Linked DNA regions of Homo sapiens: region 2 is linked to region 1. A link is a contact called in ENCODE Hi-C or POLR2A ChIA-PET data. All regions are on one chromosome and are shown on one strand. The core of a region is the stretch at or near the end of the contact, and the rest is flanking DNA. Distances in the headings are between cores, read along the strand shown.

Evidence for each region. Hi-C counts contacts between places; a loop is a spot of excess contacts on that map. ChIA-PET counts read pairs that join two places held with the same protein, here RNA polymerase II (POLR2A). Pooled maps may share reads with other maps.
Region 2: a loop to region 1 is called in a map of B cell, with 11 times the contacts of the local background. The contact joins the promoter of RBM25 here to the promoter of YLPM1 in region 1. A Hi-C loop is called at or near these places in 3 of 168 maps with a recorded cell type or tissue (B cell, CD8-positive, alpha-beta T cell and naive thymus-derived CD4-positive, alpha-beta T cell), 1 of 37 single-sample maps with no recorded cell type and 9 of 50 pooled maps. POLR2A ChIA-PET finds 5 or more read pairs at or near these places in 3 of 52 experiments (CD4-positive, alpha-beta T cell, CD4-positive, alpha-beta memory T cell and activated T-cell).

What each region holds. Positions count from the first base shown.
Region 1 is chr14:74,761,547-74,764,652 of GRCh38, reverse strand. YLPM1 (YLP motif containing 1) reads right to left here and starts at 1,337. Exons shown (of 21, transcript NM_019589.3): 1 at 291-1,337. The coding sequence starts at 1,163. RefSeq lists an enhancer at 1,290-1,629.
Region 2 is chr14:73,057,175-73,059,874 of GRCh38, reverse strand. It overlaps RBM25 (RNA binding motif protein 25), which reads right to left and starts at 1,341. Exons shown (of 19, transcript NM_021239.3): 1 at 1,170-1,341. It overlaps RBM25-AS1 (RBM25 antisense RNA 1), which reads left to right and starts at 422. Exons shown (of 2, transcript NR_184256.1): 1 at 422-599; 2 at 1,118-2,700. RefSeq lists enhancers at 1,237-1,776, 829-2,028, 1,100-2,064.

The DNA of each region.
Region 1 (3,106 bases), core at 88-2,587:
AAATCTAAGAGGATGGTCAAAGAAACCAAGGAATGTATCTGAGAGGTAACTTTTGAGCCACCCCACCACTGTATGTAATCCATACACATCTACAAACGCTGTTTTTTTGGTAATTCACATCTAGCTAATTAAAAAGCTGAGCTGTCAGCCCTCTGACTCTTACGGAATCCTTTGGAGTGTTAGCTAGTCATTGTGTGTTGGAATTAGACTAACCACTGGTTAAAGCCCTGAGGCCTGCTCATTCAGGGCCCTCTAGGTGAAAGATGAGGTTCAGGCAGATGCTTTCTTACCTGTGGAGTCATCGTAGAGGGATCTGGCTCAGGGGCGGCTTGCTGCTGTTCAGTACTCTTGTTTTTGGCCCCACTCTCCAAAGGCTCTTGCTGGACAGTTGTCTTATTTCCAGGGGGGGCGGACGGTGGTGGTGGAGCTAGTAGTTGGGATTTAGAATGGCCCTGGGAGGGGCGGGAAGGAGATGCCTGAGAAGAGGGCAAGTAGGACTGGGAATGGCTCAAATAGGATTGCGAGGAAGAGGAGGAGGATGAGTAAGAAGGGGTGGGCGCCAGGTAGGATTGGGAAGGTGGGGACTGCGAAGGGGACGGCTGAGCAGGAGGCAGGTAGGGCTGAGATGAGGTCGGGGGGTAGTAAGAGGGTGGCGGCTGAGGTGGGGGCATGTAAGACTGAGATGGGGGCATATAGGACCCAGGCGGCACAGGGGGAGATTCAGGGGGGGATTCCAGCTCCATTGGAACCAAACCAGGAGGCCCGTCTCGTTGGTGGTGGAGCATCTGGTGTTTGTACTGCTGCTGCTTCTGATAGCTGAGGGCCGGCCCGGGTGGCGGGGGCATCGGTGGCGGTGGCGGCTGCCAGTCTCCGTAGCCGCCCCCCGGCATCACTGGCGGGGGCGGCAGAGGGGGCGGAGGAAGGTGGTGGGGCTGAAGCACGCACTGCATTTGCTTCTGGTGCATCTGCTGCAGCTGCTGGAGCTGCGCCAAGTGCTGTTCGCGGAAGCTCATGAAGCCCGAGGAGGAGGGGGCCGCGGGAGTCGTCGAGCTCGAGTACCCGGGCCCCGGCGAGGCCTCAGGAAGCGCCACTGGCGGCGGCGGTGGGACCGGTGGCGGCGGATAGTGGCTGCTCCCGCCATACCGGCCCCAATTCGGGTACATATCGAAAAAGAAGGCGCAGGGCTCGTCCTGGCGCCGTTACTCGTCGCAACCGACCTCCAGGAGCCGCGGCGGCGACGGCGACAGCCGGAACTCGCGGCGCCTACAGGCCCCGGAGCGTGTAAACGGAGCGCGCCAGTGCGCCGGCGCTCCCGAGCTGGGCCCGCGACCGGGAAGGCGGGGACGCGACTTGGGCGACTACGTCTGCGCAGTAACCACCGAGAGGAGAACAAAGGCGAGATAGAGCGGTCCTTTACTTGGCGACTCGTGGTTGCCATCTTCCTTTGGGTTCAGATAATGTAGGCTCCAGTAGAATGTTCTCATAGAACTGAAAAACCATAGAGTCTCACAGCCGAAAGAGGTGGTAGAGATCCTATCGCTCCACGGGTTCATTTTTGAATGAAAAAAAAAAAAGGTTCCATTCACAATAGCAACAATCGCAACAACAACAAAAAAACATAAAGCAACTAGGAAAAACTCTAACAAGAAAGATGTAGGACTTATATGTAGAAAGCTACAGAGTCATAAAGAAGCATATCCAAGTAGGATGAAATTAGACTTCAAATAATGGAGAGGCTTACCATGATCCTGGGTGAAAAGAGGAAAAATTGTAAAGATGTCAGTTTCTCCCAAATTAAATGAATAGACCTAACTCAATTCTCCCCAGAAATTCAACTGGGAACAAAGCTGTGAAGAATGGAAAGGTGTTTTCAAGGCAGAGTGTAAGATTACACCAATTCCTGCAGACATATAGTGAGTAACATCTGCAGGAATTGTAGAAGGGGAGAAATGGAATTTTTTAGACTGTCTCAACACATATAAATCGGTGTTGCAGAATCTCAGAGCAAAAGCAAAGAGAGCAAAAACCAGATACAAAGATGGTCTAAAGACAACCTGGAAGATAATCTTCCAAAAGCTCTCAACGTAATACCAGACATAAACTCTTACTTTAGCTTGAGTGAATCACTAAAAAGCAAAGCTAATACACTGAATTCTTTTGGGTGTGTGGGGGGGGGCGGGGGGAGGGAGAACTGTGAGAATATTGTGTCAGTGCATCACTTGAGTAACATGCAAATAATTGACCTTTCTTCCATCTTAGCAACCCAGATCTTCACCTCTCTCAGGAGGTGAATGTGAATGGAAAGTGGAGCAGCAAGGCATCCTTCAAAAGGAAGAGCTTCTGTTTTCAAATAGAAATTTAGTTATGTTTCTTTTAACTTTTTATTGAAGTATAACGAATATACAGAAAATTACATGTCAAAAGACAAAATTACAACAAATTTAGTTTAAAGATCTTAATTAACTTTTACCTGCTATTCTAGAATTGGGCAACGTCTCATTCTATAAAGCAGAAACAGTGTTCCAATGAGCAGAACAATCGGGATAATTTCATAGACAGAAAAGAAACGCAGAGGCAGGGCGCGGGGGCTCACTCCTGTAATCCCAACACTTTTGGGAGGCTGAGGCAGGCAGATCACCAGGTCAGGAGATCAAGACCAGCCTGGTCAACATGGTGAAACCCCATGCCTACTAAAAATACAAAAAGTATCCAGGCGTGGTGGTGCTCACCTGTAATCTCAGCTACTCAGGAGGCTGAGGCAGGAGAATCACTTGAACCCAGGAGGCAGAGGTTGGAGTGAGCTGAGATCGTGCCACTGCACTCCAGCCTGGGTGACAGAGCGAGACTCCATCTCAAAAAAGAAAAAAAAGAGAGAAACAGAAAACTAAAAGTGGATTGTTTGTTTCAAAGTTTCTTTTCTTATAAGGTTAAAGCAGAGAGGACTTCTTTATCATGCTGGCTAAAAATGGACTGTTTGCAGACTTGGCTATTATTTCTCTCTCTCCTGGTTTATTGAATGGTCAGATAAAGATTTTAATTTTGGCATGGCAACATCAATAAACTCCATTTTGGTTTGTTCTGTTGGGCCTAATGCCCAACTTGCTAT
Region 2 (2,700 bases), core at 92-2,591, 1.7 Mb after region 1:
ATAGATACTACTATAAATTCATTTTACAGAGGAACAAAAACCAAAGCTTAAAAGAAAAAAGAAAAAGAAAAACCAAGGCTTTAAGTTAAATGAATTAGAATACTATAAGATTCACTTGAATCATGAGTAACTTATGACCAACTTAATCCCTTTCAAGTCCTCTGAATGTTTTTGGAAATAGCCTTTAAAAAAATTAAAAGCTCCAAAGACTATACAAAAATTATTTATACATTACTGCCCACGGCCTAATACACAGAGTACTTCACACTAATACAGCAGTAGGGTGCAACAGAGGTCCAATCTCTTCCCTTCTCTTGGCTCCACTCTGCCCAGTATCAAAATGGCATTTCCATGGCAATACAAATCCATATTACATAACCTCCGAAAAATCTTCATAGTCCTACGTCTATTCCGGAAAACCGTATTTAAAAGCAGGATTGACGACCAAAGAAAAATGAGAAAGTAACATTTTAATGTGGAGCTTAGTAATCGCCTAGAATGAATGGCGATATACAGTTTACTGCACCCTCCAATGCGCAAAAGAGGCAGGATGGCAAAATTCATGACTATCTTAAGCAAGCCAGGAGACTGCTAAAAAGGTAGGTATTAGCTCAATTCCAAGGGGGTGGGGCCCAGTTCACTTGGTGGCGGGCTCTAGATGGCCAAAGAGGAAGGGAAAGATATCCGTTGGTGGCCAGCACCTCGCTAAAAAGGGTGGGTAGAGGCTAACTTCAAGGCAACGGCTGGGGCGAGAGTGTCCCAGGCCCGAAAACCTACTGTGGGGCTCCGGTAAGTAAGGGGGCTCAGGGAAGGGCTCCCCTGGGGCAGATCGATCGTTTTGTATCTAACGTGGAGCCCAGGGGGGGCAGAGACGATTCACTCCGCGGCGGAACGTGGAAGGGAAAGGGAAAGTGGGCGACAATGCAAGACGGAAAGCTCAAGCCGTAGGTCTGGCCTCCACCAGCTACGGCTGGGCCCACAGCTTTTCCAGGCCTTAGAGAAGAGAAGAAACCAAGCCTCGTGCCGACCCCTCCCCCACCCCCGCCTCCGCGCTCCCCCTTACCTCTACCCCACCCTGGCGCTTTCGCAGCCACCCCGGCTTTTCCTCCTCCACCAGCTGAGGCACCCGGTCTCCCGGTTTCCACACGCGTTCAGAGACACAAACTCACCCGCCGCTGAGGAAACGGTACTGCCTTCGCGACCTTCTGGGATCCAGGTTACGAGTGCGCTCCACTGGTTCGAGATTTCTGCCCGTCGCTCGCCAGGGAGACTGAGTGCCCAAGCGCCTACTCGCACAGGCCGCAAATACAGCCGCGCTGCGCGGCGAGCTGATGGAGGTCTTCCTCTTGCCCGGCGTGCACTGCGGCCGGGGGCGGGGAGCGCGGAACCATAGAGAAGAACGTATATAGATCGTCTCCGCTGTTGGCTCTGACTCACCAAGCCGAGACGAATAACCATAGAGAAGCAGCGTCTAGCGGTTACTAGAAAGGCCCGAACTGTAAATTATGACCCACCATGTTTGATTGGAGCCGACTGAATCTTACGACTACGGGACGCCATCTTGAGGTCAAGGTTCCGGCTGGGCACGGCGCGAGGAGTGTTAGAGGCTTTCTCACTTTTCGTAGTTTTTCGGGGGGTGGAACCTTGCTTTGTGATTCCTTGAGGTTCGAGGAACTGATAACTGGGCGCGATCTGCAACCTTAGTGTTAAACCCCAAGTGCTGTTATAACAACTACTCGAGATCAACAAATAATTGGCAAAGGCTGTGGAGGTTTTTTGAAAAGCAAAAGCTTATGCGTAGTTGTAGGGCCAAAGAGGTGGCTAGAAGATGTTTGGAAAAACGTGAAAAGTCCTGTAATACTAGTTAACACAGCTTTCGTTCTGTAATCTAAACGTGCTAAAAGAACTTAGCTTAAGTTAATGGAAATGAATAAAATTAATCATAAATGATTACGTTATTCCAATTGTGGACCTTATAGGCAATATCTAGTTACACGCCTTTCTCAACTGCTTGCCTCTAGGAAGGCATAAAACGGATTCAGTATAAAGTTATTGCCTCCCTGAGTTCCTGGTGCTGTGTTAAGTGCTGGAAGTATGAAGGCAAATGGAAGTGAGATTTGTTCCTGTCCTGCAAGAACTGTGAGCCAGGTGAAATAGATGACAAACCATGACCAGCCTAATATAAAATTGAAACATACTACACACTTCCTGCCTGCCTCCCCTACTTAATTTTACTCTAAAGCACTCATAACCATCTATCATAACATACATTTTTCTTGCTGATTTTATGGTCCGTCACTACCCCCACTAGAATGTGAATGTAAGCAATGCATGGATTGCCTGTTTTGTGCAAGAACAGGTCCTGGTACATAGCAAGCGCTCAATAAATATTTGTTGAGTGACAGAAATGATTACCGGCCGGGCGCGGTGGCTCACGCCTGTAACCCCAGCACTTTGGGAGGCCGAGGCGGGTGGATCACCTGAGGTTAGGAGTTCGAGGCCACCCTGGCCAACATGGCAAAACCCCGTCTCTACTGAAAATACAAAAATAAACTAGGCGTGGTGGCAGGCGCCTGTAATCCCAGCTACTCGGGAGGCTGAGGCAGGAGAATCGCTTGAACCCTGGAGGCGGAGGTTGCAGTGAGCCGAGATGGCACCACTGCACTCCAGCCTGGGCAACAAAGTGAGACATTGTCTCAA